Linked DNA regions of Homo sapiens: all the other regions are linked to region 2. A link is a loop called in an ENCODE intact Hi-C map of the cell type or tissue named here. Cell type or tissue: GM12878. All regions are shown on one strand. Region 1 overlaps SAMSN1-AS1 (SAMSN1 antisense RNA 1). Region 2 has its middle 70 kb from the start of HSPA13. Region 3 overlaps SAMSN1 (SAM domain, SH3 domain and nuclear localization signals 1). Region 4 has its middle 160 kb from the start of ASMER1. Region 5 overlaps ASMER1 (adipocyte associated metabolic related lncRNA 1). Region 6 overlaps ASMER1 (adipocyte associated metabolic related lncRNA 1). Region 7 has its middle 160 kb from the start of SAMSN1-AS1.

Evidence for each region. Hi-C counts contacts between places; a loop is a spot of excess contacts. Peaks named below come from ENCODE experiments on the same cell type or tissue, not always from the same donor. Only the 100,000 strongest peaks of a DNase experiment are listed, where the experiment ranks them.
Region 1: a loop joins it to region 2, with 3 times the contacts of the local background. A loop is called at or near these places in 2 of 110 quality-filtered maps.
Region 3: a loop joins it to region 2, with 7 times the contacts of the local background. A loop is called at or near these places in 6 of 110 quality-filtered maps.
Region 4: it touches region 2 in a loop (2.5-fold over the local background); 9 of 110 quality-filtered maps call a loop at or near these places.
Region 5: a loop joins it to region 2, with 12 times the contacts of the local background. A loop is called at or near these places in 2 of 110 quality-filtered maps.
Region 6: a loop joins it to region 2, with 2.7 times the contacts of the local background. A loop is called at or near these places in 2 of 110 quality-filtered maps.
Region 7: it touches region 2 in a loop (7-fold over the local background); 18 of 110 quality-filtered maps call a loop at or near these places.

The regions. Positions count from the first base shown.
Region 1 is chr21:14,590,729-14,594,728 of GRCh38, forward strand. SAMSN1-AS1 (SAMSN1 antisense RNA 1) reads left to right here. Exons shown (of 5, transcript NR_046512.2): 3 at 594-740; 4 at 3,966-4,000. It also overlaps a transcript of SAMSN1 not described here. Among named protein-coding and RNA genes, the nearest start is that of SAMSN1-AS1, 11 kb to the left of the region's middle. In GM12878, no CTCF peak of the experiment used is centred here; no DNase peak of the experiment used is centred here; H3K27ac peaks cover 78 bases.
Region 2 is chr21:14,451,181-14,455,180 of GRCh38, forward strand. No RefSeq gene overlaps it. Among named protein-coding and RNA genes, the nearest start is that of HSPA13, 70 kb to the left of the region's middle. RefSeq lists cis regulatory regions at 940-1,101, 3,057-3,713. In GM12878, no CTCF peak of the experiment used is centred here; DNase peaks (open chromatin) are centred at 1,901, 2,361, 3,061 and 3,651; H3K4me3 peaks cover 382 bases; H3K27ac peaks cover 4,000 bases.
Region 3 is chr21:14,532,369-14,536,368 of GRCh38, forward strand. The region is part of intron 1 of SAMSN1 (SAM domain, SH3 domain and nuclear localization signals 1); the gene reads right to left. The region is part of intron 1 of LOC124905053 (a long non-coding RNA gene); the gene reads left to right. Among named protein-coding and RNA genes, the nearest start is that of SAMSN1, 12 kb to the right of the region's middle. RefSeq lists enhancers at 1,223-2,422, 1,297-1,396. In GM12878, no CTCF peak of the experiment used is centred here; a DNase peak (open chromatin) is centred at 1,736; H3K4me3 peaks cover 2,502 bases; H3K27ac peaks cover 3,230 bases.
Region 4 is chr21:14,761,523-14,765,522 of GRCh38, forward strand. No RefSeq gene overlaps it. Among named protein-coding and RNA genes, the nearest start is that of ASMER1, 160 kb to the right of the region's middle. RefSeq lists enhancers at 1,558-1,677, 1,838-1,967, 2,018-2,077, 2,208-2,267. In GM12878, no CTCF peak of the experiment used is centred here; a DNase peak (open chromatin) is centred at 1,799; H3K4me3 peaks cover 1,871 bases; H3K27ac peaks cover 2,719 bases.
Region 5 is chr21:14,874,402-14,878,401 of GRCh38, forward strand. The region is part of intron 1 of ASMER1 (adipocyte associated metabolic related lncRNA 1); the gene reads right to left. Among named protein-coding and RNA genes, the nearest start is that of ASMER1, 42 kb to the right of the region's middle. RefSeq lists an enhancer at 3,649-3,718. In GM12878, no CTCF peak of the experiment used is centred here; DNase peaks (open chromatin) are centred at 1,580 and 3,568; H3K4me3 peaks cover 639 bases.
Region 6 is chr21:14,862,544-14,866,543 of GRCh38, forward strand. The region is part of intron 1 of ASMER1 (adipocyte associated metabolic related lncRNA 1); the gene reads right to left. Among named protein-coding and RNA genes, the nearest start is that of ASMER1, 54 kb to the right of the region's middle. RefSeq lists an enhancer at 2,135-2,184. In GM12878, CTCF peaks have their summits at 455 (motif pointing left), 1,885 (motif pointing right) and 2,248; a DNase peak (open chromatin) is centred at 2,244; H3K27ac peaks cover 898 bases.
Region 7 is chr21:14,736,212-14,740,211 of GRCh38, forward strand. No RefSeq gene overlaps it. Among named protein-coding and RNA genes, the nearest start is that of SAMSN1-AS1, 160 kb to the left of the region's middle. In GM12878, a CTCF peak has its summit at 1,922 (motif pointing left); DNase peaks (open chromatin) are centred at 120, 1,340 and 1,896; H3K27ac peaks cover 1,390 bases.

The DNA of each region.
Region 1 (4,000 bases), 140 kb after region 2:
GAAGAGAGCTACTTTCATGGTAAAACAAAATAAAGAAGAGGTTTTAAATGTTGAATTATTAAACCCCTAAATCTATATCTTCATTTCCTCCTATATAAAAGTGACTAGTCTCTATTCATGACCTAAAACATATTCTAAAAAGATAATTTTTAAGGTCACAATGATCAATAAACATTTAGAAACTCAATGGACAGTAATAAAACCAATGGGATTATGAACTAGAATTGATCAATGCAAACACATGAAAACAAATACATTTCACTTCAGAGGTTTATTTTATTGCTTTCTTGGAAATACAATTAATTAAAAAGACAATTTAAGATAATTTATGCAAATGAAATATTGATTGAAGAAATAATTACAGTTGGTGGGAAAATTGCCATGTTGACATTAGATATTCGTATATCATTATAATTTTAAAAATTATTATTTTTCAGTGATAGAAACTGAACTTAAACTAAGATTGGAAAAACACAATAAAGCTAGGCAAAATTTTAAGTCATCAAATAAATGAGTAATTGAATGAATTAGTTAATAAAATCAAATATATTCTCCTGGAAGGCTTATAAGACATTTATTTATTCATTTATCAGATGAGGACCTAATTTATTACTGAGGACCTAATCTACGGGAGGTGCAAAGAAGAATGAAATATTGTGTCTGCCTGTGATGCACATTGCTTAATATGAATACTAAGAAAAATAGTCATCTGTTTCTGTTCCTGTCCCCCTCACTGCAAGGTGATTTCTTTGGGGTTCTAGTACTGTTTTACACATATCACTTCCTAGAGTCAGTATGGTCAATAAATACATTCAATCTCAACAGCAGGCCAAAAATACATCTGGAGGAAAAAGTAGATGTGTCATATGAGAACTACAAATAAAATTCAATGATTATTCACAGGAGAAAGATTGCATAAGGTGAGAGTAGGGAGAAGAAATGTGCTTGGCTAGAGGATTAGCAGGTATTTAAGAAGCTAAGCAGTATAATTTAGGTTATCTAACAAAGCCATTTATGTAATAGTCTTATTCCACTGTAAAAACACTAAAACCCTTTCAAGTCCTAACATGATATTCTAGCTCCTCCTTCCTCTCAAGCAGATTTTGATGTGCATAATTCTGGTTTTGGAATAACATGCCCTCTGAGAACACAGTAAAAAAAGAAAGGAGTCTTTCAGAAGCCACACAGGCCCAATTTTCCATAGTATAATGAAGTCGCAATGTCACTGCCATTTCTCCACTTCTGCAGGGGAAGCCAAGACTGCTTTTTGCTCACTGACCTATAGCTTTGGGTCAGTCTTTGAATGTGGACACACTGCCAAGCTAGCTGGGAGTTGCCAGGATTACACAAACCAGCATTGCAAATGGGGGTTGTGTTGATTTAAGAGAAAAGGCCACAGAAGCCACATCTTTCTTACTTCCTGCGTAATATCCTCTGCTCTGAAATTTTGAAGAAGTTTCTAGAACTACTCATAAGAACATTTCTGTTTCTGGGTACACCTCCTAGCTGACCAAAAATTATGAACAATAGGAAATTTAAGAGCCAGTATGCAAATTAATTAATTTTTATTAAGTATCTATTGGATTCTTAGCAAGAAGAGGAGCTATGAATGGAAAATTACACAGTAAAAAAACATTTTTATCTAATATTTATTTCATATACACAAGAAATGTTAAGAAAACCTAGAGTAAGAACCTGCCCTTGTGTGCCGACTAATGATTGTTCTGCTTTGAAAATCTGCTTTGTGACTGGCCATGTGAACTTGAGTGAGCCACTTCTCCTCTCTGCACTTCAGCCCTTCATCTTTAAATTGAAGGATTGGATCACAGGAATTCATTGTTCCTCAAATATCCTTGGGGACATTTGACTACATAAGTATCTTCTTTTGTTACTTTACATAAATTCTTGAGCCTTAGAAAAATATCAAGGAAAAAGTGAGAATGACCTACTGTTAATCACAGATTATCAGAGTCTAAAGAAATATTCTCTACTCCAACATTTTACTTCAAAAATGTGGAAACGGAAATGCAGAAATACGAATTAAGTGGCCTAAGAGCACAGTCCGTGGTAGAGCCAAGTCCTGCAATCTAGTTCTCTTGCTTCTGTTTCTAATTAAGGAATTTCATAATCCTCCCAAATGTATAGCTTTATTTTCATCTGAAAGTCCTGTTAGTATTTACTGAGGTTCATTTGTTTGTTTCCCACAGCTTTTTGATATTTAACTAGTCATTAAAAACTCAGATAGCATGAGAAATAGCAAGGGCAGATCTCAATAATTTTCTTTTAGGGAACAGAAGTAATATTTAAATCATAACTTTCCATCACCTCTTCCTCCTACCTAGCACAACTTAGACATCTCTTAGACAAAAAAATACATATAGTTGAAAAGAAAACTATTATAAAAACTTAGATGTTAATAACATGTTAATAATATTGGGGAAGAGAGAGCTATAAATAAAGATATCAAAACTTTTGTATTCATACCTACATAAAGAAACATGATTTACTAAGAGTAGTTATTTCTCACAAAATTACAGTTACATTTTGGGAAGCAATGGTCAAATAAGTTGCAAACATTAGCTTGTAGTGTTCTGAAGCCATCTAGAACAAGAACTACAAATAGGACTTATAGTTGTTTCATATCAATAATGCTATAATACTTGTTGATGTATGTGAATATCCTGGAAATTTGCCTGACCTTCTAAAACATGTCCTTTCCATGAACTTCTGTTTAGCAATATCTCAACAAGGAAAGGAAGGCAGTTGATGTGATTTTAATATCATAAGGGAGAGCTGGCACACAGAGATACTTTTTAAAAAATGGTTTTACTATATTTCATTCTATGGACTATAATCCAATTAATTACTTGATTTCCTTTTATGGCATACTCATGCTGTTTCCAAGTTCTCTTTTTTAGCAATGCTATAATGATGTACACTTCTCCCAGAAACATGGGATAACACCTATTTCCCCCAAAATCAGACGACATGCTTTTTAACATTATAAATTTTTTCCTATCTCAGGAAAAATTGCTAAATTTTAGGGAAAATTTTTTATATAACAACCTTTCCTTCTTTGAAGGAAATGCTTTATGTTCCTTTTAGTTCAGAAAACCACTCAGTAAGGACAAGCCTCTATTTATGTTCTTTAGAAACACTTCCATGTGGCAGCTGAAAACAGAAGTAATAAAGAACTATAGAAAACAGTGCTTGTGGCATTAAAATGAGTGGAAAAGAGATGGGAAATCCACTTAAATAGTTACATCTGGGAAGAAATGTCTCACCAGTTCATCAACAGTGGTCTCAACATGTCTTTGATAGTGAAATGGACTCCAACATTCAGAGGTCACCTTAGAAATTAGAAAAGGAAATAGAGACAACTAATGTTAACATTCTTTAAAAAACAAAACAAAAAAACTCCACAAAGCTACCAAACTAATTGGGAAAGGATTCGCTGTCTTAATTAGAAATAATTATCTTGTTATCAAAGTACACTGATTAATGTTTCATCAGTGACTTCATCTGCATATATACACATATATAGACAAATATGGAATATGTGTATGTATACATAGTATATACACATTATATATCCATATATGTGTGTGTGATATGTGTATGTGTCTATGTGTATTAGATTCACTCCTCAGCCCTCACATAGAGCAATTCCAATCCATGATCTCACATTTAGAAGGGTTGGTGGAAAGGGGGGATCCCGAATGTTTTATGAAGCAGCCCACTCTAATCCCTTAGTGCTCTACATTATTAGGTACACAATGGACATCCATTTTAGATACTCTAATTGAGTTTAAACTCAAGCCAAATACACATTTGGATTAATATCTCAAGTCATAGTGTGGGATGTCTTTTATTACATTTGGTACCTGTCAGTGTAACCTTCTAACTGTCAGCTTCTACTCCTTTTGAAAACTTTATGTACCTGATATCAAACAATTTCTACCTAGGGCACTTCAGGACTGCAGCAAAGGGCATTTGATGG
Region 2 (4,000 bases):
TTCCAGCAGACCTTCTCAGGATAATCAGATTTCTTATGCAGAAGCTCAAGACTCTGAGACAGAGTGTTTTAAGAAAAGAGAAATAGGTGCTGCCAGATTTTTAGGGGCCAGGTCCAGAAACTAACACAGAGACAGTTTTGTCCTGTTCAACTCATCAAAGCCATTAGAGATACAACCCAGATTGAGGGAGGAATTCTAGATTCCATCTCTCTATGGGAAAAATATCAAAAAATGTATAGCCATCTTTAACCTGCCACACTATCTACAGCACTTAGAAAGTACTAGTTAAGACTCTAAGCTATAATTATTTTATCTTGTTTTTACCTTTCAAAAACTCTGGTTATGTTTATTTCAGATTGAGTAGCAAAATCAACCTTTAGCCTTGATTTCTCTTTACCTTTTCCGTCCCTAATTTTTAAAATAGCCCTCATCAGTAGGTGCCAGTTGGAGATTTAAAAACAGGCATGCCCTATACAAGCCAGTGAGTATTAATTGTGAGTGTTTCCCTCTCATGGTAGCAACAGTTTTTATTTATGTCATAAGTCACACATATCTTGGTTTCAGTATATTCATTGGTAGCCCATAATCCCACTAATATTACCACACAGCTGTGTGTGTTTCTTCTTCAGAGAACAAGGGAACAAGACTTAGCAGCAAGGTGATATCTGAGTACATTAAAATTCATAGTGAACAATAAAATGTTTCTTGACCCATATACGACTTGACTGAACCCCAGTTTGTTACTTTTTTCTCCCCAATATCAACAAAATCTTCCAAATTAAAACAGCAGAAACACAAAGCCACATAAAAAGTTGAACGAGTTCACATTTTAAAATTTCTTGTAAAAGACTGATGATTGTGTGACCTTAATCTAAACAGACATTTCCTGTAACCGCTTATGCCCCATAAGGAATCTGCAGCTAATAGGGCCTCTGCATTCTTATCTATTGGCTTGGCTGTCTGAATGAGTATGTATTTGCTTTGACCATCTGCTCCTATCCCTCATTTTTTATTTAATTTTTTTTCAGATTTAATACTGTCCTGAGGTACACAAATGCTCTTTTTGGTTTGTGAAGCTCAAGGTCAATTTAAAGGCAAGTCCCTAGAGAAGTGAGCATTTGTGACTAGGTCATCTATTTCCCTGAATCTGTTACAGCTTTTGAGACGTATGTAAGAAGGAGAAAGCAGATAAGCCAAATTGGTTTTTGAGACGAGGGGCACCTACAAATGTAGCACTATTGACCATGAAAGTGTAGCATAATAGTATTTATTTGGAAAAAGATCCATTTGATCATTTTATCCTCTGGGAAGCTACAATGTCTACATCTTTCTTTTATTAAAAAGTTCGTTAGAATGTAACCCATTCCACCCTCTTCAACCACACCCCCGCCCACGCAGCCCCGGTTTTGTCTATTAAACAAATTCTGTTTTGAGATCATTTTCCCTAAGTTTCCCAGAATTACTACTCCCCCCTCTCAAAACTGTTTTAATTTGTGTAACAAGGCTACTCCAGAGGGATATTTGCTAGCAGGAGTATTGATCCAGTAATGGAGTTGCAGTTCAATTGCGGTGACAAGAAGCCCGATTTTTTTTTTTTTTTTTTTCCTTTAAGGATGATCAAGATATTTAGATTCCAGAGGGTAAAATTTGCACATGAAATCACCTGATTTTCCTCGTGACATTACGTTTTACTGCTTAGGCAATACACTTGCCTTAGCAGTTTGTTAGAAGTTCACACATTTGCACCTTTTAAATAGCTTTCAAAAAGAAGGCTGTGATTCTCTCTCGGGGAGAGAAAAATTGCCCTCTCACAAGTGGGAAGTTGATATTCCTTGGAGACCACCGGTCTTCTCATGTGTGACATTATTCCCATTCTCATACTGAGACTCTTACAGACTTTATGTGAAGCACAGTGTGGTGGAAGGAACACTAATGAGGAGCCAGGAGGCCTGGCTTTCATACTCTTCTGCTCTTCATCAGCTGCTGATGCTGGACTAGGCACTTAACCTTTCTGACGGTCCTCTTCCTCTGCCATTTTAAAACAAGCATAAGTTGCTATGTGATCTTACGGGCTCCTTTCCATTCTAAAAGACAAACCAAGGTATAACAAGCTTAAAATATTAATAGCTTTGGTATGAGTTGAAAATGGACAGTGTCAAAAAAAAAACTTTAAATCATTTTTGTTTTAATGTATTCCTTAATGCTAGTGTGAGAAACTCATTTCTTTCATCTGAGATTTTTAACCAAAAGCTGGCCCTGTTGTCCTCACTTCTGATGAGACAATCTGAGAACCTTGCATAGGGTGTGGATGTGGAACATGTTGAGCTGATGTCAGAGTTTCAGTCACCTTTACACAGCAGCGTTTCCCATCAGACTGATGTTCACACTTCTATTTCTGGCAGCAACCTGCTTGGCCACAGGGTTTGTACAATTTCTCTTTTTTTCTCAACACAGCAATTTCCCAGTGCATGTAAACTCTGTGTTAATTATTTTGGCTATTAACTAGGAAAGAAGAAAAGCTCACATTTGCTAAATCCAGAATGACGGAGTGGATTCAGAAGTGCTCTCTCAACAAAGTGGTTTACACTCTGGAGCTAATGCAAACTCTCTTTGTTTCAATGTATTGCTCGCAAATATTGATTAATCATTTTTCTTTATTAGCTTATGCCCTCTTGGTGGTATAATGCATTTGACTTTCCTTCTGTCTTCCAGGAGAGTGGGATATTATAAACCTGAGCTGACACTTCAGCAAAAGGGTTCCAGAGGTTTCTAGAGATGGGGAAACAGATGATTAATGTCAGTCTCCTCTAATAAAAAATAAACGTTAGAGAGAGAGGGTGTGTTTTTTCTTACGTCCTTTAAAACCTTGTGCTATGAGTATGCGACAGTAGTGAGGCAGAAGACACTATGGTGAAATCATTCAGTTCAGGAGGCTCATTCTTCTATTAATTCCACAGTGCTTCCTGGACACAGTTTTCTGTGCCTTTTAAAGAAGGGCCAGAGGCCTATTCTAAAACCTGTATGGCTGTCAAATAAATATCACTGTGCCGGCAAAAGAGAGATTCTGGTTGAGGCCTTTCCCTCTTAACTACCTAAGGACTGTATATTTTTAGGTACAAAGGAAAGAATTAAGCTGCCTTTTGTGTCCCAGTTGATAAGCATAGTCTTAACAGTCAGAACTCTCTGGCTCTAAGCATGAAAAGAAACTTTTAGTTTACACATAAAAGGGGTGCTTCACACACAGGACAAGGAAATGGGAAGTTATAAGGACCCCGGACATTATCTCCCTGTACATCTGTTTTCTTCTCAAGCTGGTTTTTATCACTCAGTCAACACCATGGGGAAGATAGCCACTTCACAGGCCTTGAGATCTCTATCTTATTTTAGGAAAACGGAGCATACTAAACCAAGGGCGTTTCCCTCTCAGTTCTAAATTCAGCAGGAGAGGATTTTATTGTCTCAGCTCATGTCAAACAAGTACTTTTCCTTGAATTAATTAGGGGAAGGGGGTTTGGTAAAGAAACATATATGTGGCTGCCAGGAAGATCCTCTCACTGCCTCTTCATCTTCTCTACCACTATGAATGAAAGAAGCCAGTCAAGAATGATTACCTAAAGGACCTTTGACCACTGTCAAAGACCTGAACTTTCATAGCCACACCCGAAAGTAAAACACAACGTATGTTCTCAATTGATCTGCCTTGTAGATGCTTGTCAAGAGGGGTTTTACCTTTGTGCCAATATAGAAAGTAGGACCCAAAGCTGTGGACAAGACATACTCTTATTACCATTTCTTTGAAATTTAGACACTGTTACTGACTTTTTACTGCAGAAGAGAGGGATTTTACTCCCCTTCACAGCCGACATCCTTACCACACCAACACTCATGCCTGTTCCTCTCTCCTATTCCCACATTTATATGCACCACTGTCACACAGCACATTTCCTGTTTCCACAATATCAATTTTGGATAGAACAATAATTCGTGTTTATATTATTAT
Region 3 (4,000 bases), 81 kb after region 2:
TGGGGGCAAATATATGGTATGTCATCCCAAATAGAGGAAGAATGGGTGGGAAAATAAAACAGTAAGTTCATGTTAGGAAGTTTGGAAGAGATGTTAGTGTCCTATAACTATTTTTATTGTCAATTACATTTATTTACCTTTTAGAAAACTGGGATTTGGTTAGATGAATACTTCAATCTCCTGAGGGGGTTAATAGCAGAGTTGAAATATAAGAGTAGTGGTAAAAAGAAACTCAGTTTATAATCACTCCTTGACCTATAATGTAATGTTCAATAATTGTAGAACATTTATCTTTGAAGGAACTGTATTTTTAAAGTTATAAACATTTGTTTTATTGGTAATGACTTTTTCATAATTGATAATTAAATACAGTGAGATAGTCATAATCTTAAAGTAATTTGAAATTTTTAGATGTCCTAACATACAAATCAAACAAAAGATAAAAGATGATTGCTATGTAATAACTTACAATATAAAGAAACTATAATCATAAGTATTACAAAATGTACATATTTAATATTTTATTACTTTTATTATTTATTTATTTATTTATTTATTGAGACAGGGTCTCTTGCTCCAGGGTTGCCAAGACTGGAGTGCGGTGATGTGATCATAGCTCACTGTAACCTTGAACTCCTAGGCTCCAGCAATCTCCTGCTTCAGCTTCTTGAGTAGCTGGGACTACACATGTGCACCACCATGCTCAGCTAACTTTTATTTTTTTTATTTTTTGTAGAGACAAAGTCTCACTATGTTGCCCAGGCTGGTCTTGAACTCCTGTCAAGCAATCCTCCCACTTCAGCCTCCCAAAGCATTGGGATTACAGGTGTGAGCCACCATGCCCAGCCACTCTTATTTAATTAAAAATAGCAGTAGCATAACTGTAACCACGTAAAGTATTCAGGGGAAAAAAAACCCCAGAAAATTCCAATTTGCTCTTTTTAACCAAATACTGAGACGAATGCCATATCACTATGTAGATTTTGATACAAGGTAAATTTGACTTGACTCTTACTCCAGGAGTTTAAGCTGTTAAAACTATAAAAAATATAATAAAGAAACTTAGTTATTTAATTGTATTCATTTTCCTTTTGTAGAGAAAATGTACCTGGAAGTGAAGCCAGTTAGCAACTTAGCTCAATCCTTTTAGGAAGACAATACATTGGTCAAGTATCACGTCTCTATGTCCAGGGTCACGCCCTCACCTCAACAAGTATGGGAACTTTATTTTTAAGCTTGCAGAAATATACAACTTCAAGGTGACTAATTCATAAACCAAACTGATAAGATATCAAAAATGGCAATACTAACCAAGCGAGCATTGATTTGCTGTGGGAAATTCATCTGCCAAGAAAAATGCATATTCATGTTGACTGATCAAAAAATTGTTTCCCCTGAAAGAAACCCTACACAGGACACCAGATCATTGCTGGAAGTTTGCTTGATTCATGTGGTGGTCAAAGTAAAGTCAATTAAGTGGTATTAAGACTAGAGACATGAAGTTCTTCTCCTAGCCTTAGGTACACATCTCACCTAAGAGAAGTCTGTCCAGCCAAAAGGGATTTTTGCTTCAGCTGTTTTGCATGATTTGCAGACACAGTGGCAAATTTCTACTCTCCCACCTATTTCTAGGCTGTCTGCAAAGCAACACCCTTTTGCTAATACTTTTTGTCTTTAAGGCAGATTACATTACAATGTGTGATTATTTTGATTCTAGGAATGGTTACTTTGTTTTGTTGTGGGTGTTACCCAGATCTTTATCAGTGACGCATTTACAAACTATCTTCTGGAGTAGACTACTTCTGCAGATGACTAATATTATCCATTAGTCATTTCACACTCATTATACATATATTGAGAAATCACTACTATGTTCTATACTATCAATGTTTTCAGTGGTGGCCAAAGTGTTATAAAAAGCACACGGAATCTGAAAGTCAGGTAGACCGAGTTCAATCCCTCTTGAATCCTCAACAAAAATCCCAGGGATGCAAATATGAGTCAGCTACATCCCCTGATCCTCTGTTCTTGATGGTGAATCTAGTTGGGAGCACATACTGAAAAACTGTGAGTTTAAACAACAACAACAACAACAACAAACAGAGAAATGTGGAACAAGCACAACGAAAATAGAAAGGAGGGAGAGACTTTTTTTCTTTTTTTTTTTGAGACGGAGTCTCGCTGTCGCCCAGGCTGGAGTGCAGTGGCGCTGTCTCGGCTCACTGCAAGCTCCGCCTCCCGGGTTCACGCCATTCTCCTGCCTCAGCCTCCCAAGTAGCTGGGATTACAGGTGCCCGCCACCAGAAGGAGAGATTATTAAATGGACATGTACTACCAGCTAGGAAGCATACATATGGTAATTTTCTTAATTCTCACATCAACCCTATGTGACATGCTTTAAGACTTTCCCTTTTCATGATTACCACAATGAGGCTCAACAGGCTTAAGAAAATGTTCAAAGTCCCCTGGTTAAGAAAGATCAAAGTAAGACATTCACACTCAGGTCTCTATGCCTTTAGTTCACGTTACCTACTGCTCTGCTAGACTGACCCTAATACACTACCCTGGGGTAACTGATGGAGGCTTTCTTGAGGAAGTGACAGTCCACCTATAAATTCGAATAGATAAGAATTCATGAGTTGGAAAAAAAGCACAGAGCATTTTAGGCTAAGAGAAGCACAGACAGAAATGTATGAGAGTGGTCAGATCATCAGGAACACGGGCCTCACTCCACCAACCAAACCAGAAGATCTGGTATTAGGGCCCAGACATAGGTATTTTTATAAAACACCCCAGATGATTTTAATATTAGGTTGGTGCAAAAGTAATCATGATTTTTGCTATTATTTTTAATATGCAGCCAGAAAGCATGGGTCAAGGGGGTCAAATAGATGTTTTACTTTTTAGTTTTCAAATGATTCCTAATAGAGGTCTAGTGGGTTGTGGCAGAGTTACATTTGGATGTGAGGAAGGAAAGAATAACAAAGACTGGAGAGTGTAGGTAAAGGCAGTCAAGTCAAATGTGGGGCTGGCAGCATGAAGGGATTGGTCAACTGGAAGTGGAGAAAGATCTAGAGTAATTGGAAGGAAGGAAACAACTAAAAACCTAATCCTCACTTCCAATTAGTACAAGCTCATGGACTATGTTATGAGCTGAATTGACTCCCACAAATTCGTATGTTTGAAGCCCTAACACCTTGTACCTCAGACCATGACTGTATTTGGATATAAAGCCTTTAAAGAGAAAATCAAGTAAAAAATGTGACCATTAGGGTAGGACCTAATCCGTTCCTACTGGTGTCCTTATAAGATGATGTTTGGACACACAGAGAGAGACATCAGGAGCACACAGACACAGATGAAGAGGCAATAAAAGGGCAGCCATCTACATGTCAAAAAGAAAGGCCCAGAACAGATCCTTCCTTGAAAGCTCTCTGTGAAACCCACCCTGCCAGCACCTTGATCTTGGGTTTCCAACCTCCAGAAGTGTGAGAAAGTGGATTCCTGTTGTTAAAGCTACTCAGACTCTGATATTTTGTTATGGCAGCTCTAGCAAACTAATACAGACTAAGTGAAGGAAGGAGGGGGACTTAGCCAGCTGTGGTGACAAATGGCTCTCTCTATCTATGCAAGAATCACTTCATCTACCAACAGAGATAGTTTAAAATCTTCTGCTATTAGTAATCAATTCTTAATGGAGGACATTTTTGTTTTCTACTAAGAAGCTAATATGAATGTCTTGTTTCTGAAAGTTCATCGAAATCTTTAACACTAGAAAGGAGGAGAAATGGATCAGTTTGGTAATGATAAATTTGGAAACGGATATGTAAAGCATGGACTTGATTCCATTATTGTAAAAACAAACAAACAAAAAAAAACACAGTTTTCAGGGATTTTGAAACTATTTATCTCCAAAGCAAGGCAAAGAAAGACTAAAGAGATAAGTGTGTGACTAAATTGATTTTTAACAAATCCAGCATCTTGGTAGTCAAGGTAGTGA
Region 4 (4,000 bases), 310 kb after region 2:
TGGAGGAACAGCGTCTCTCCTCAAAGAGAGAGCCATCACAGTGTAAAGCATAATACAATGGCAATCAAAGGGGCATCCACAGATAACCATGTTCATTACATTGCCTTTAATTGCTTTAGCCTAAAAGACAGCAGCCCAAAAGTATAGATCCATGGCAGATCATTGTACTTAAACAGTCAAATATGTATCCTTCATATTTTAAAATATAGCCACTGGCCCACCAAATAGGAGTTCTACTGTCCACTTCTCTCACACTGCCTTCTACACAGTATAAAACCTTTCATCTTGACATAATTAGAAGAATCTTCCAAACAAGTAAAACTATGACTTGCTCACATGCCTACTTTTCCCACATGACCGTGGCAAAATCAGATATTGTCAGACAACTTGAGGACCTCAATTCACCATAGAATTTTCATAAAATGGTTAAGAGGTAGGATCCTATGGTTCATGGAGGAAATTTGGGAAGAATTCATGCTTAGGCTAATAAAAAATACAGTTCATTCATTCATCTCCATGAAGACAGGAAAACTATGCCATTCTGATCTTCACTGTATCAATCAATGGTCTGTAATTGTTCAGTAAAAATTCTTCAAATGAAGGAATGTCCAAAGTTGTCTGGATTCAGTCTGTAAAAGAGTAATTAAGCTTTTGCTTTTGCTTAATATACATGCCTTGACAGTATATTAAAGTGCTTAATTAAGCAGCTTTTTTATGGTCACAGAAGTCTTTGTGATATTTAACATTATGAAATCTACATATTCAGAGCCACCTCTAGTCTATAAAATTAAAGTATTTACATATAATTTAATCACATATTTTCTTCACAAAAGGCATTATTTAAGATATGGCAACTAAATCAGAGAATTCTGGACAATTGCTTTTGTTCATAATTTTATCCAAATGATGAAGTTCATAATTACACAATGTTACAGTTATGAATATATTAAGGTAGACCTTAAAAGCTCACAGCAAAAGAGTAACACAGTGTCTGAGATTGTGCAATGTACCAAAGAGGATATTGACTTTACTCTGGATAATACGCAGACAAATTTACATTTATGTCTTAAACTTAACCCCTAACCTTATAAATGATTGAATGCACCCAGTGGCTTATTTTCTGTAAATCAGTAAGTAACCTCAAATGAATGCATCAATTTTCATAATGCATGCATTGTTAGTATCATCTAATATTTTTATTTCAAGTAAATAACCATATTATTCATGCTAGTAGCTGGTACAAACCTTTACCATTCTTCTTAAATTACTTAGCTGGACTCACCCACTCATTTTAACAGATGGCCAAGCCTCCTACCTCACAGAGAAAATAGCAGCCATCAGTCACAAACCGCACCTCTTGTATTATCTGCATGTTCCCCAGCTTTCTCTCCTTCCCTTCTGTCCCAAAGGATGTCTTGCCTGTCTTCCAAAGATAACACTTTAATCTGTACTCCTGATTTCATCTTCTTCCTTTCTTCCTCTCTATGTTTACTGAGTGCCTTCTGATGCCAGAATATTCTAAGCCTGGGGACACAGTGTGAAACAAGACACAAAGCCCCTCTCCTTGTGGACTTTGCATTCTATTATGTGTCCTCCAACGCCTTTTCAATATTCACCACCGTTTTTTGAATCTTCACTGTATCCTCTGTCGTGGCTGTTCTCTTTTAGCTTACAAACCTGTCTAACTTGTCCTCATCCTTAAAATGAATCTGCTTATTTTGCTGAATTTGAAGGCATGTATTTCCTTCCCTTACTGCTGTACTTCTAGAATCAGCTGCAGTTTCTGTTTCTACTTTCACTTCCCTTTTTCACTCCTCAGTGCACAGCTATCTATTTTTCTTTTGTTCTCTGTACTCCAGTGAAACATTTATCCTCAGCCTTTGACACACTCTTCCTTCCCTTGAGTCCTCATGAATCCTAGGACAGAATATAGTTTATTCTTCTGGCTACACTTTTTGCTACTGCTTCATTCTCTGCTTGCAACCTTACTGTTTGACTCCCCAAGATTTCTTCTTTGGCCTTCTTTTCTCATTCTGCCCATTCTTCTTGAATCATCCTACCCACACCCATGGTTTCAACTACTACCTATGTGCTAACAACTCCAAAATTCTGTTTTCAGAGCCTTCTGAATTCCTTATCTATATTTTCAAGTACTCCAAAAGCATTCTCATTTAAATAGCCATATCATGTGCTAAAGATGTGGTACGTATTGCCACAGAGAAACACAGAGAAAATATTACCAGCTGTGATTATAGAAAAGCTCCAAAATCTCAGTGGCTTAATAAAATATGAGTGTTTTGTTGTTGGTGGTGGTGGTGTTGGTTTCATTTTTGCTCACGTAAGGTCCAGTTGGAGGTGGTGGTGGCGGCAGTGTGGTGTAGAGGGTAAAGGTGGTTCTGAGACCCAAGTTCATGAAGAATCTCCCCTCTATTATGTCGCTTGCCAGGTCATTCAAGAAAGTTTTATCCAGCCAGTGGATGGGAAGAGAGTTTGGAAGGGGTGGAAGATTTTATGTGACAGTTTTGGAATTGTTATATTTTCACTCACATTCCATTGAACAGAATTCAGTGACATGGTCCCACCTAGATCCAAAGGGGTTGGAAATGATAGTCCATGTCTGGGCAGCCACTTCATAGCATCCTCTATATTATGCAAGAGGAGCAAATCTTTAGTAGTTGGTTAAAAGTGTTTGCTACAGAAATCCATAGGTGACCTTTCTAGACAGAATTTTGTTTCTGATCAGTTGAATAAGGATCGCGAAGAGTGAAAGTGGAGACGAACAGGGTGATTCTTTTCTGGAAGCACAATGTTAGTGTTTAGGTGCTCATTTAATGTTCTTAGAACCAAAATTTGGCTGTTAGGGAAACGACAAAGCTCAGGAAGCAACTGATTTCTCTACCTTCCATTTTTATTTCCCTTAATCCAAACTTCATATAATTTGAATGTCAGAGTGTCATATGTTGCTGGATATAGTTTGGATGTTCGTCCCCTCCAAATCTCATGTTAAAATGTAATCCCCATTGTTTGAGGTGGGGCCTCATGGGAGGTGTTTGGGTCATGGAGGCAGGTGCCTCATGAATGGCTTGGTGCCATCCCCATGGTAACAAGTGAGTTCTCGCTCTGGTAGTTCATGCAACTGCTGGTTGTTTAAAAGAGTGTGGCACCTCCCTCCACTCACACCATGTGAGAGGCCCACTCCCTCTTTGCCTTCCACCATGACTGTAAACTCCCTGAAGCCCTCAGCAGAAGTAGAGACTGGCACCATTCTTCTTGTACAGCCCATAGAAACATGAGTCAATTAAATCTCTTTTCTTAGTAAATTACCCAGTCTCAGGTATCTTTATAAGAACACAAAAACAACACTAACACGTTGCCCTCCTTCATTCCTTATTATTTTTTCTTTAAATATATAGTTATTTTTCTAATAATAAAAGTATAGATTAATCTTTCCGAAACTCAATTAATTATTTCATTCCCTGAGTTAAGACATTCAATAATATCTCCAATGATTCCAAGAGGAAGTGCGAACACATATGATGTCATGAAAGGCGGTACAATGGCACTCCAGCCAACCTTACCTGCCTTTCACCGAGCTTTATTGTCTGCTATCATTCTGTACCACTTTAGCACCCATAAGGTCTATTTTCCACTGCCAGAAAGCAGATGGCAACAAAGAAAATGCTGGCAGTACTATTCCCCATGTGGTTTTTGTTTAGAGTCACTATTGAGAAGCATCACACAAGACATGGAAAGCAAATGCCTCCAAATCCAAATTCCAAAGATTGGGAGGGCATTATTCCCCAGATATTGTGAGCAGACACATGGGTGGTCATGAGATTTGAAGCACATTCTGAATGAACACTTGAAAATCACCTCAATAAGTATTCTGCACTGAGATAGTCTTTATCTCCCCGAAAGCCTTCCAATGAGAATAAACTTCTAATTCCCTGCATTAAACATTTCAAACTTGCAATACGTAGAGTAGCTGAGATTTCCTTGA
Region 5 (4,000 bases), 420 kb after region 2:
AGGGTATACAAATTTTCCCCTTAGGAATAAGGTGGGCCAGTCTCTTTGGACCTCCCAAAGAAGAATCAAGTCTGGTTTTCAAATGAAAGCTTCAGAGTATGAAGCAATATTTCACAAATTATTAGAGCTTTTTAAGGGCATGCCCTCTGCCTAGCAGTACTGGATAAACAGGTATTTAGCAGCAATAAATCCTAACTCATCTTTTTATATCTCAGGGATCACCAAGAGTTTCCTGTTTCCAGAGACTGGCACATCTTTTTGATGGGCATGATACATGTTATTTGAATGACTGATTGAATGAATAAATGAGCCAACAATTGCCATCCCTAGATACCAACAAATTTCCAACTGGCATCTGCCTGCTTGTTAGTGTCATTTCCATTAGGTGTGACAAGTTGTAACCTAAAATAACACCTCATTGAGACACTAGTTCACTTTCAGGACTGCTGGGGACAAGGAAGGGAGAAGACTACAGCTCCTTGCACAACCAGCCTCCCACTCCCATTGTACCTGCTATACAATTGTTGCTATTTTGGCTGCCAAAGCTCCATTAAGAGCTCTGGAGCTCCTGGCATTTGCAGGGATACTCCACTAAATTTAAGCCCCAAAGATGACTTATTCTTGCCAGCTGGGTGCATCAAACCAAAGGAACAATACCAGACAAATATATAGAGATCTACTTCATAAATATATAGAAGATGGAAACAGAGAAAACGGGCTTTTTGCTGGTGTAATTTTTGCTAATTTTTTTTTTCAGTTTTACCATCAATTCAAATGTTCATGCCAAAAGAGGTAATATTGCCAGGGAAAACAGGCAACTGCAGAGAATTCATCAGTGTTGGCTGCTTCTGGAGGCGAGGTCTTGGCTTCACAGTGGAGTTGGGGTTATGGCCTTATCCCAGTTTGGGGGTATAGTTAGTTAGAGTCAGCAAAGGCTACTTACTGCACACTGCTCCTCCACTTATCTTGGGTGGGGCTGGGCCAGTTCAGAAACAGGGCAAGGTACTAGGCTGTCCCTTCCCAGCACTCTGATCCTCCCACCTTCATGGGGGATTATTGGCCCTGACTTAATGAAAGTCCTCACTGCAGACAATTCACATACTGAATTATTTGGCACTGGCTCTCTGAGTTGTACTTAACTTTCTGTTCTTTCATTGCCTTGAGGTACAAATTATTTTTAAAAAGAAAAATAAGTAAATAAAAAAAATAGATTCATCATTATTGCCCTGAATTGAGCCACCTGGAATTTGTTTTAGTTCATCACTGAGAAGAGCAACATAAACCTTATGACTTTTTTTAATTTCATAAGTGCAACATATTTGCATTGTGATGTTTTTCATTGCAGGGCTCACTGGCAGACAAAACTCAGCGCTTTATTTCCTTTGTAGATGTTGATGCAGGTAAGTGGCATTGGGACAGTATGACGTGTTTCATGATGACAGTCACGCTCTGCTTGGTGACCTCTGACCTCCCTCTTCAGGGGCTCTGGAGGTTAACATTTTTGTACATCCACACCGGAAAGAATGTACTCAAGAGTAGAAAATGTGGGAGGAATTTAGTGAATGAATAGAACTTAGCGGGCAGAGAAAATAACTAGGTAATTTTGTCCACCAAAAACCCCAATTACCAGTTATTTACAGCCCACTGGTCTGCAACTTCGGTTGCCTAATCAGACATTCATATAAGTGCAGTCCCTTGCTCAAACAGTAATCCCTTGTCTTGACTGACTCTCAGACAAGGAAGAGCAGGCAGAGGAGATTGTAAAGCAGAAGCAAAGTAGTTGAAAGCCACTGAGAGTGGTTGAGGACATGGGTGGGTTCACATCTGTAATGTGTTGGAAGCTGAATACAGCTGTTTGGCACTTTCAACAGGCAGTGACCATGAATGGGATGTCCTGCCTCCAGGGCAGTGCAAACAGGCCTCCAGCCAGACAGCCATCTCGCTCTCCTTTTCCTCCAGCTGTGTCTGCAGAAGGGTCCCGAGTAGCATCCTGTAGTTCCAACCTGCTTACTCCTTAGGACTAGGAAACAAGAAAATCACTGCTAACCCCACTCCAAACTTGCCTGATTTCAGAGCTCAGTATCATTCTGCAGTTTGCAGTCACACTGGGAGGGTCTTTTTCTCGTATATGAGAAGGAGGACAGAATGTTGGAAGGGAACGCTCCTCGACAGATGGGAATGAGAGTGGTGTGAGTAACTAACTGGAGGCAATAAAGGTGTTAGCAAACAGCAGGAGGGAAGAGTGGGCCCCACCGATCACTGGCTGTCCCGCATGCTGTGTGTTGTACCAGTGCCAGTGGGAGCTGCCTATCCAAGCCTTGGTATTAACAGCATGTGACTCTGGCAGATTCACAATGTCCTCATTGGCTTTGTCAGTATGACAAGCTTTGACTGAGTCCCTATCCAACTGAGGGGCCACCATCCCCGTCACCCTCCTTTCTGATGCCTTTTCTCCTGATCATCCCTTCTTCTTCCTTCTTCTTTGTCTGGCTTCTTTTGTTCTTCCTTTTTCTGTCCCTCACTCCTCCTTACATTATATTCCCAGCTTCCTTTGGGATTTTTGTTTTAACATAAGGAGAACCTTACCATCGATGTCAAGCTCAGCATGATATAACCAATTACCCTAAAACCACAGCCATCTAGCCTTATCTTGTATTAAAAAAAAAAAAAAGAAAAAAAAACAGATGTTGCCTATAATTGTATATCTGCTCAGGTTTAAACATAAATTGCAGTGAGAATTCTTAAGGCAAGAATACCATTGAACCAAAATACGTTATAACAGAAAGGGGTCTCAGATGCTTATTACCTCCTCCCAACTGTATTTCATTTTACAACAAAGCAAATCACAGCTTGGAAAAGTTAAATGAGTTCCTAAGGTTCCACAATAAATAAGGGCGAAGGGGCCACTACTTAGGACCCAGATCTCCTGATCCCTATCTAGTGATTTTTTTTACTTCATGAATTTTAATGTAAAAAAAGAAAAAGAAGCCACAGATCCTCTAGACCCTTATGCAATATAGGGAAATATTCCTTAACCCCAATCGTGCTTTAATCCTTCTTCTACTGAAACAAATACAGCTAATGAATTAGAGATGCTCTTTTGTTCTCCTGTTAACTATCTGACCTTAAGGAAGTCACTCAACCAATTGGTTCTCAGTATTCTCTTTCCACACTGAGGGAAGTGGACAGATAATCTATGGTTGCTTCCAGCTCCAAAATTCAGTGACCCTTTAAGCTTAACTTCTTTCACCAGAATACCTGTCATTTCTAGGTAAATAGTGTTCTCAGTCCTTTCTGTTAAAAGAGGTTAAGTAAATAAAAAGGAAAGATCAGGCTATGCTTTTGGCCTAGATTATAACTTTGTGACCAAGGATGAAGGAATTTAATAGCAATAAGAAAGCTTCCAGGGTCTACCATTTACAATTTAAATACTTTACTTGGGAGGTTAAAAGTTCAAAGTTGAGTCACAGTCTGAGGTGGCTCTGCTCTTCCTTTTTAATTATCTGAGGTCAGGAAGTTAATAATACGAGAAATCCCCAGCGGAGACCTCTTGTGCACTGTGTGAACTTTAAACTTGCTCATTTTTTTCTTAAGGGTAAAAAGTTCAGCAGAAACACAGTGGACTTTTCCTCTTAGCCTCCACCCATTCATCCCCCAAGGTCAAAAGTTGAACTGTAAAACAGAAACCCTTGTTCTCTGATCCACATTTAAACAGATCACTTATTAAAAGGTAAACATTCCACATGCAAGCCAAAGTTCCAAGTGAATCTGCTCAATAAAAATAAAAAAACTGTAATAAAGTCTTTGATCTTTTCCACTTGTCTTAGAATTGAACAACAGAATTTATTTTCTCGTTTTTTGAATCTCAGAGAAGGGGCAGTCATATAAGCTCTTTCCTCACCTACCTCTGCCCTGAGATTGGCATATCTAAAAGAGATAAACCTAAGATATTTTAAAATAGTCAGATTTGGAGCCTTACCTTAAGGCAATTTCTTCAACT
Region 6 (4,000 bases), 410 kb after region 2:
GCCCATGATTTCAGAAAGTCCCTCTCAAAAGGAGGTTCAGAGTGCAACTAGATTTTTATAACTACCATTTAAATCATCAATATAGAATATGCTTCTTTGCTCTTAATTTACTTTTCATTTCTATTTGGTGGGGAGTTCATCATTAAAATCCTCCCTGGAAGGTTTGCAAAGATAGAACTTTGGTTGAGGATGGAGGCAGAGGCAGCACTGGCCAATCCAGACTGCAGGGATCACTTTACAGGTCTTGAGAAAAAATAGTGGTAGGAAGGGAAGTAAGCAGGAGAGAGGAATTAACTAAAGAGAAGTAAAACGTGTCTTGTTTAAACTAGTGGAAGCAATGAAAATTTAGCAGCCATTGTTTGTCTCTTTATTCCTTATTTATAAAACTAAAGAGTAAACTATATTTTTAGGTTAGGTTTTAATTTATGGGAAAGGGAAAGAAACCTAAAAGAAGCCCCCTGCTGGCCACTCTAATTTCTGCCCTATTTGCTCCTTAAAAAAAATAAAAATAAAAATATCCTTACCTTTCCTATATTTTCCTACATTTAAGACATAATTTAACCTTTTATTGTTAACTGAGATTTATCATTGTTATAAATGCAATATACAAATATAAATCTCTAAAGGCATTTCAGTAATTTGTCTTTTATGACAAGAAGAAAATCATCCTTTGAAAGATATGTATCTTGTTTTAAATTTGCATTTAAAAGTCTATCACTAGTAGATTAGTTTTGTTATTTTGCTCTTAATCTGAGCACAAAATAAGTTTGTTTTGATTATCTCAAACTCTGGGAGGTCTTTAAAATTAAATAACAAATCCGAGTTTTATTCAAAATTATTTACAACAGTCTTTTGTCTTATTCTAGAAAATTAAGGGGACTACACATAGCAAAAATCCCGAGGCTGTGTTTGTTTCACGCTGTTACTTGAATCTATGATGAAATCATTTCCTAGGCTTATTCTTTAGAAAATAAAACTCCTTAGGGCAGACTGACCCGAGTTGCACAGGAATGTAAATAAAAATGATTATTTCTCTCTTTACATAAGACAAATATTTTACTACATTGTGTACTATAATAATCTTTCTCATGGCCAACACAGAAATATTAGCATCTACCAAATATGGTTAAATCCTCAAAGCCTACTTATAAAGCAAAAGCAGCACTGGAAATTGACATCACTTACATTTAGTCACATTTTCAAAAGAGCATGATTAATGAAACAGAAGTGTTCTCATGGAGCGTGTGCACCATGTGCTAGTGACAGTTATATCAGAACGAACTACATGTAGCATTTATCTTCCTTTTGCTCTGGTATCTCCCGAGTGAAACGCTTGGGTGTGTATGAAAAGCATAGGGAGAATGACAACTCATTTGGTATTGACTTGGCCTTTGTCCCAGCTCTCTCTTACATCATCAACCCCTTCCTCATCTCTGCTGTCACTGACTTTGAGAAAGCACATGGTTCAGCCATTTGACATCCTCTCTGTAAGACCAGGGATGAGTCTGCTATGCGTAGCTCTGTTTATTAAAACCTCAATTTTAAGAAGGTTACCATTCTACATAAAACCCTTGACCTCTCAGAGTTAGTGGTATGAGCCTAAAAGTTGCCAGGACATGCTAAACTTTTCCTGAGAAAGAGTCCAGTCAACAATTTTATGACAATCCTTCTGACCTGAGCTTTGCTTAATACCATCAAATAAGTCACAGGACAGTCAGGAGATTGGAAATGTATCACTTGATGAGGTTTTTCAGATTGATAACACGAGGGTAAGCAACTGTGTCATCCAGGAGGCTCCAAAGTCCAGGGTCCATTCAGGGCCAACTACAGCAGTGCCCCTTCCTAAGTCCAGGCCATTCACACCAACCGAAGCCCAGCAGGGGGCAGCTTCCCAAAGCTAAATCTAAAAAGACCATAGCCAGCCCAGCTGAAAGTCCCAGGAAAAGGCAATGTTGCCTAACAGTCATGAGACAGCTGGAAAAGTCCCTGCACCTGACACACACTGTTACAGACAGTGCTGCCTCATAGACGTGTAGAAGGCACATCAGGGAGAGTGTCGGGGTCAGGCCAGAAACTTCACATTAAATCAGGGAGGATTTGTTTGGGGCTCACATTTAGACAGAGAACAAAGACTTCTCTGTCATTTTTGTAGTTTTGTTCATTTGTATTTGAAAATAGCAGTTCTCTCTCTGGCCTGACTGCATCCCTTTGATGGTAACTGAAGCTTTCCATTGCAGCGGTGCTCCTGACGGGGGCGACATTGAACCTGCTCAGGGCTCAGGGCTCCTCTTCCCGGCTCTGTGGCCTCCCCGAACATGAGTAACACTATGGCCTGCAAAGATAGGACTTAATTGTCCTTAAAAGGAAAAATGCCTGCATGACCAGAGTTGGACCAAGCCAGAACAGGAGCCCCTGAGAAGTGCTAGGTACATTTTTAACAGTTCCTGTTTACTTTCCATAGGAGATTATGAGAAGAACACAAGAGCACATTTATAAGTAGTTTTCATGATTCATGTTATCACTGAAACCAGATGCTATTCTGAATCAAACAACCCTGAAGTGATGTGCAATTCTAATATCTGCTTAATTAATCAAAATATTCATTAATACGTAAGAAAACACATTCTGTTTGTGTTTTAGAGTACACATTTATCACATGCTCATAAATACTTAAATACAGGAGGTATGCTTGGCAGATAAATTATTAACTTTTCAGAGATCTGCAGATTTTAGAAAGTTTTGGGGGGAAATTAAATTTTAATAAAACAGCATTTTACTTAATTACAGAAAAATCAAATAAAATTATTTTCTAGATTCTGAAAGAAAAACAAATAGATTATAAACTGTAAATGCCCTTTGTCTTATGATAACCTTGCTAGCTTTAGTAATTGTATAATATTATGAACCTTGGGAAACAGTGCAAAGCATCAAAAATCTTATATTAACATATATATTGACTCTAATAAACCTATATCTGTATTAGTGTTTAATATTGATTAAAATTGCTTATAAGTTTATATTAATAGGAAATACATCCTGATTTAGTAGGATTTTAATAACTACAATCATGTATTGCTTAACGATGGGAATATGTTCTGATAAATGCATCAGTAGGCAATTTCATCATGTGAACATCAATATCATGGTGTACTTACACAAACCTAGATGGTATAGCCTACTGCTTCTAAACTACATACCTGTACAGCATGTTACTGTATGTAGATGACTGTAACACAATGGAAAGTATTTATGCATCTCAACATAGAAAAGATACGGTAAAAATATGGTATTATAATCTTATGGAACCATCATCATATATGCAGTCTATTCACTAAAATGTCATTTTGCGTGATAAGGGCATTTACTCCAATATTGCTTTATTAGATTGGCATCCTTGCTGACTCAAGACCCTTTCCTTATGTACTGATGACCACCTATTGATTCTCAGAAAGTCTTATATTCTCACTCTTGTGCCACCCTCAGTTATTTCCCTCTGCCTTTCACAGCTAACTGTCCACTTCACACCACTAATCAACTGCTGTGAACTTGGCTTTTACCTTGATCTCAGCTCTTCCAAAAGTCACCAATCATTTCCTAAATGCAAAATATAATGACCTTTTCCCTGTGTCCATCATACTTTGTATAACATTTGATATTGTAATGAGTTGAATTGAGTCCCTCTCAAAAAAGACAAGTTGAAATCCTAACCTTCAGTATCTCAGAATGTGACCTTATTTGGACACAGAGTTGTGGCAGATGTAATTAGTGATGAAATGAGGTCATACTGGAGCAGAGTTAGCCCCTGATCCAATATTACTGGCATCCTTCTAAGAAGATGGCCATCTGAAAACATATACACAGAGAGGACACACTGTGACAATGAAGGCAGAGATTGGAATTAGGAAGTTGCAAGCCAAGGAGCATCGCAGATTGCCAGGAAACCACCAGAGGTTAAGAAGGGGGCAAGGAAGAATCTCTCAGAAACGTAAGAGAGACTGTG
Region 7 (4,000 bases), 290 kb after region 2:
AGATGTCTCTCCTTCAAAGCATAACTCAGGAATCTAAGTTCCTTTCATTATATGGTTCTGCCATTTGGGAGCCTTTCACTTCCACACACACACAGAACACAAATGAAAAACCTCATGAGAGATGTTAGGTACTAAGCCTGGGTTTGACTTTCAGTTCTTGTCTCAACTAGGCACGTGGCCCTAACTCAACTGCAAAGAATTCTAAGAAATGTATTCATCCTGAGTGCACTGAAAAAGACAACAGGTTTCTCAGCAGCTAGCCTATTACTTCTATCATCCTTCTTACTTATATAATTAATTGCCAGTTACAACTGTTCCTCGTAAACCATGATAATTGATTTGACTTATCTTTTTTAAATTCTTTTAATTTATCTCTATTAATTTATAGCCAATGGAAAGTTGCCCAACTTTCTGACTTTGTCACTCTGAAGACCCAGTATGGAAGGTTCTTAACAGCAAAAGCTGTATCACATTCAGAAGAGGACAACCACATGGAAATAAATGAGCAGTGAAGCTGACAGGGGTATCAATGTGTCTTTCAATGCTTCGTGCATCATCAGCTATTTATTTCAATATTTTGTATGTCATCAGCACTTTGTCTGACAGCTCCATTTGTTCACTTTTCATACTTCTTTTGGGTGAACAGCATGTATAAGAGCTCCATTTTGGAACAGCACATTAATCTTCCCTAGTTAAGGGATGACTTGTTCTCACACTTATCATTGCACCTCTCTTGTGATATGACATCACCCCCTCATTTGCTGAGATAAATGCCAAACAAAAACATCACACCGGCATCTGAATTTCTACATTGTCTATTTGATTTGTATCACAACTTTGAAATATAAGGAAAGGAGGACACTAGTCATTAATGAAGCTACTTTTTTTTCTTGGCGCTTTTATATTTTCTACAAGATTTGTACTTAATATTGAGAAACTCTGACAGTCCTAAGCCAATTCTGTGGCTTGCCCAGTAGGTTAAATCAAGTTGTGCCAGAAAACCCAGACATATACCCATCTTCCACACAATGGAGTGGCAACCAGCCTCCCTTGTCCTTCGGCATCCATGGCAAGTTTGTCCTCTAGAGCACTGAGTTATATGACCCATGAGCCAATGGCTGCATTTACAACAAAGACCCGTGAAAGTTGTAATTCATTTACAAATAACTCATGAGTTCAGTCCTATCCAGAAGGTGATGCTGAAATACTGCACAATAACAATGTTTGTTTGCCTAAAAAGGACATTCAGCAGCAATGGTTCACTACAGGTTAGGCACCATATTTCAATTCCTAATCAAATTCTATTTGGACCTTTCATTTCCTGAAATGACCCTGAAAATGTTATCTCTACTCTAGCTGTCACCCTTCCTGCTTGTGATCTCAGTTTGAAATCTAAGTATTAGAAACCGTAGAAGACTGTGGCTGGATTTGGCATTATTCCAGTTCACTATGAAGACACATTTAAACTGAAAAACTTACATAAACTAAGTGAGATGAACTGGTCTCCATAACAGGAGAAGGTAATACGATGATGGCTTATAATTTGGAATAAAAATCATGTAGTGTCTTTAATATCTTTCACCCACAAGACATTATGTGTATAAAGACTTAGAAAATTAGAAAATAATGGGAAAACACCCAAATGTCCAAGAGCAAGATAATAAATAAATAAATTATGCTATGCTCAAATAATGAAATAATATGCAACAGAGAAAAGCAATAAACTACAGGCATGACTGACAATGTGCAGGATTCCCATGAACAAAAATGTTAGAAGAAAATGTCAAATGAACACAGAACAATATGGTATAAGATTTTGTATACAAACTTTTAAAACGTACAAAAGGATATTATATACAGCTAAGAGTACCTGCAATTATTGTACTAAAAACACAGTGGAAGATAAATACCGGTGGCTCCCTCTAGAGGCAAGGAAGAAATGAGACGTGATCAGAGAGGAATGCTTAACGGCACTTCAAATGTGCAGGGCGTGTTTTATTTGCTAAGCTGGTGTTCACTTTATTTTTCTTTATACTCTCCTTGTATGTGTAAATATTTGCAAAATAAAATGTAATAAAACCATGTAGGTGGCGATCCCTGCCCTTAGAAATTAAAAAAATCTTATTATGGAGAAAAGATATTTGCACATTTTTTCAACTTTATATATATTTTATTGTTGCAATAATATAGACTACAAGAAATTAGCTTATTAAATAAAATCTACCTTCATTCATATATATATAATACTTTGAGTTCTGGAGCACGTGTGCATAACGTGCAGGTTTGTTACATAGGTATATATGTGCCATGGTGGTTTGTTGCACCCATCAACCCTTCATCTACATTAGGTATTTCTCCTAATGCTGTCCCTTCCCTAGCCCCCACCCCCCAACAGGCCCCAGTGTGTGATGTTCCCCTCCCTGTGTCCATGTGTTCTTATTTTTCCACTCCTACTTATGCGTGAGGACATGCAGTGTTTGGTTTTCTGTTCTTGTGTTAGTTTGCTGAGAATGATGGTTTCCAGTTTCATCCATGTCCATGCAAAGGACATGAACTCATCCTTTTTTATGGCTGCATAGTATTCTATTGTGTATATGTGCCACATTTTCTTTATCCAGTCTATCATGGATGGGCATTTGGGTTGATTCCAAGTCTTTGCTATTGTGAATAGTGCTGCAATAAACATACGTGGACACTTGCACATTTTTTAAAAGGTAGACGACAACACAAGATGACAAATGTGTAAATTCCAAATGAATCTTACAGATAACCTGATAATATTCCTGGAGTCTTCAGGGAAATTTTATTTGTGGAAATAAAATGTCTTATTATCAAAAAAGCAGATGGAAACAGGGAGAGGACTAAGAAGAATATGATCCATGTCCATACAATTATAATGTATATCTTCTTACTGGAATGTTATCTCCATGAAGGCAGGATCATCTGTTGTGTTTAGTGCAAATCTTGAGTCCCTGGTATATCCTAGGTAAAACCTACGTACAATAACTTTCATGGAGGGAAGACTGGTATTCTCTAATACCAGTATTCTTGAGATAGAAAACTCATAGACATTCTGACAGTTTAGTAATATACAGTGTTTTACACAGCAGTTCTCAACCTCATAGAACTCCTTTTTCCAGAGAAAACATATGGTAGATATTTTAGGTTTAACATTTGTGGCTGACAGATCTGTATTGCATGAGAAAGAGAATGTAAGGGTGTATCTGATAAAGCAACTAGTTTGATCTCTTAACCTGAACCATGATGCTCCTGTAGCAAATAAAAATTAAAGTGGAACAATAACAACTAAATCTAGGACACTTCAACCATTGATGTCAAAAATACTGAATTGAGAATTAGTACACATAAAATAAAATTTACTCTGTTGTTTGCACTTGATCTAGAGGTTGTATGGAAAAAAATAAAAACAGAAACAGAAAATAGTGATGGATTTTAAATAGTTCTTTGTGTCCTAAAAAGCCAACCAAACAACAACAACAAAAAACATAGATCTCAGAGGCCTTTGCAGGCTGTACATTTCAAGACCAGATAAAAGGTGAGAGGTCTCAAGTGACAGACCAAGATGGGTCACAGGATGCCTGAGAAACCACATGATTAGGTGCAGTCAGACGAACAACTGTAGAGTCAGTGAAAAATCAATCTGGTAGTGACAGAAGCCTATGAGTGAAATGTCTTTTCCATATTTTTTAGCTATCACTCTGTCAATACACGCACTTGAAACTGGATGCACTTGAGAATTAAAAGATGTTAGATCTATAAAGCATTAGAACAGTGTCTACTAGGTACTACTCAATAAATACTGTCTACTTTGCTGAAGTAATAAGTATATTAATAACAAAATTTTTAAATATTGAATTAAATTTTTTTATTGTATATACAGAAGCTCCTTCAATGCTATCTTTTATTTTCACCATGGCTTCACATTAGCCTATCACAAAATTCTACTCCTTACCTACGATCTCAGTGAGAGGTTCTTGCA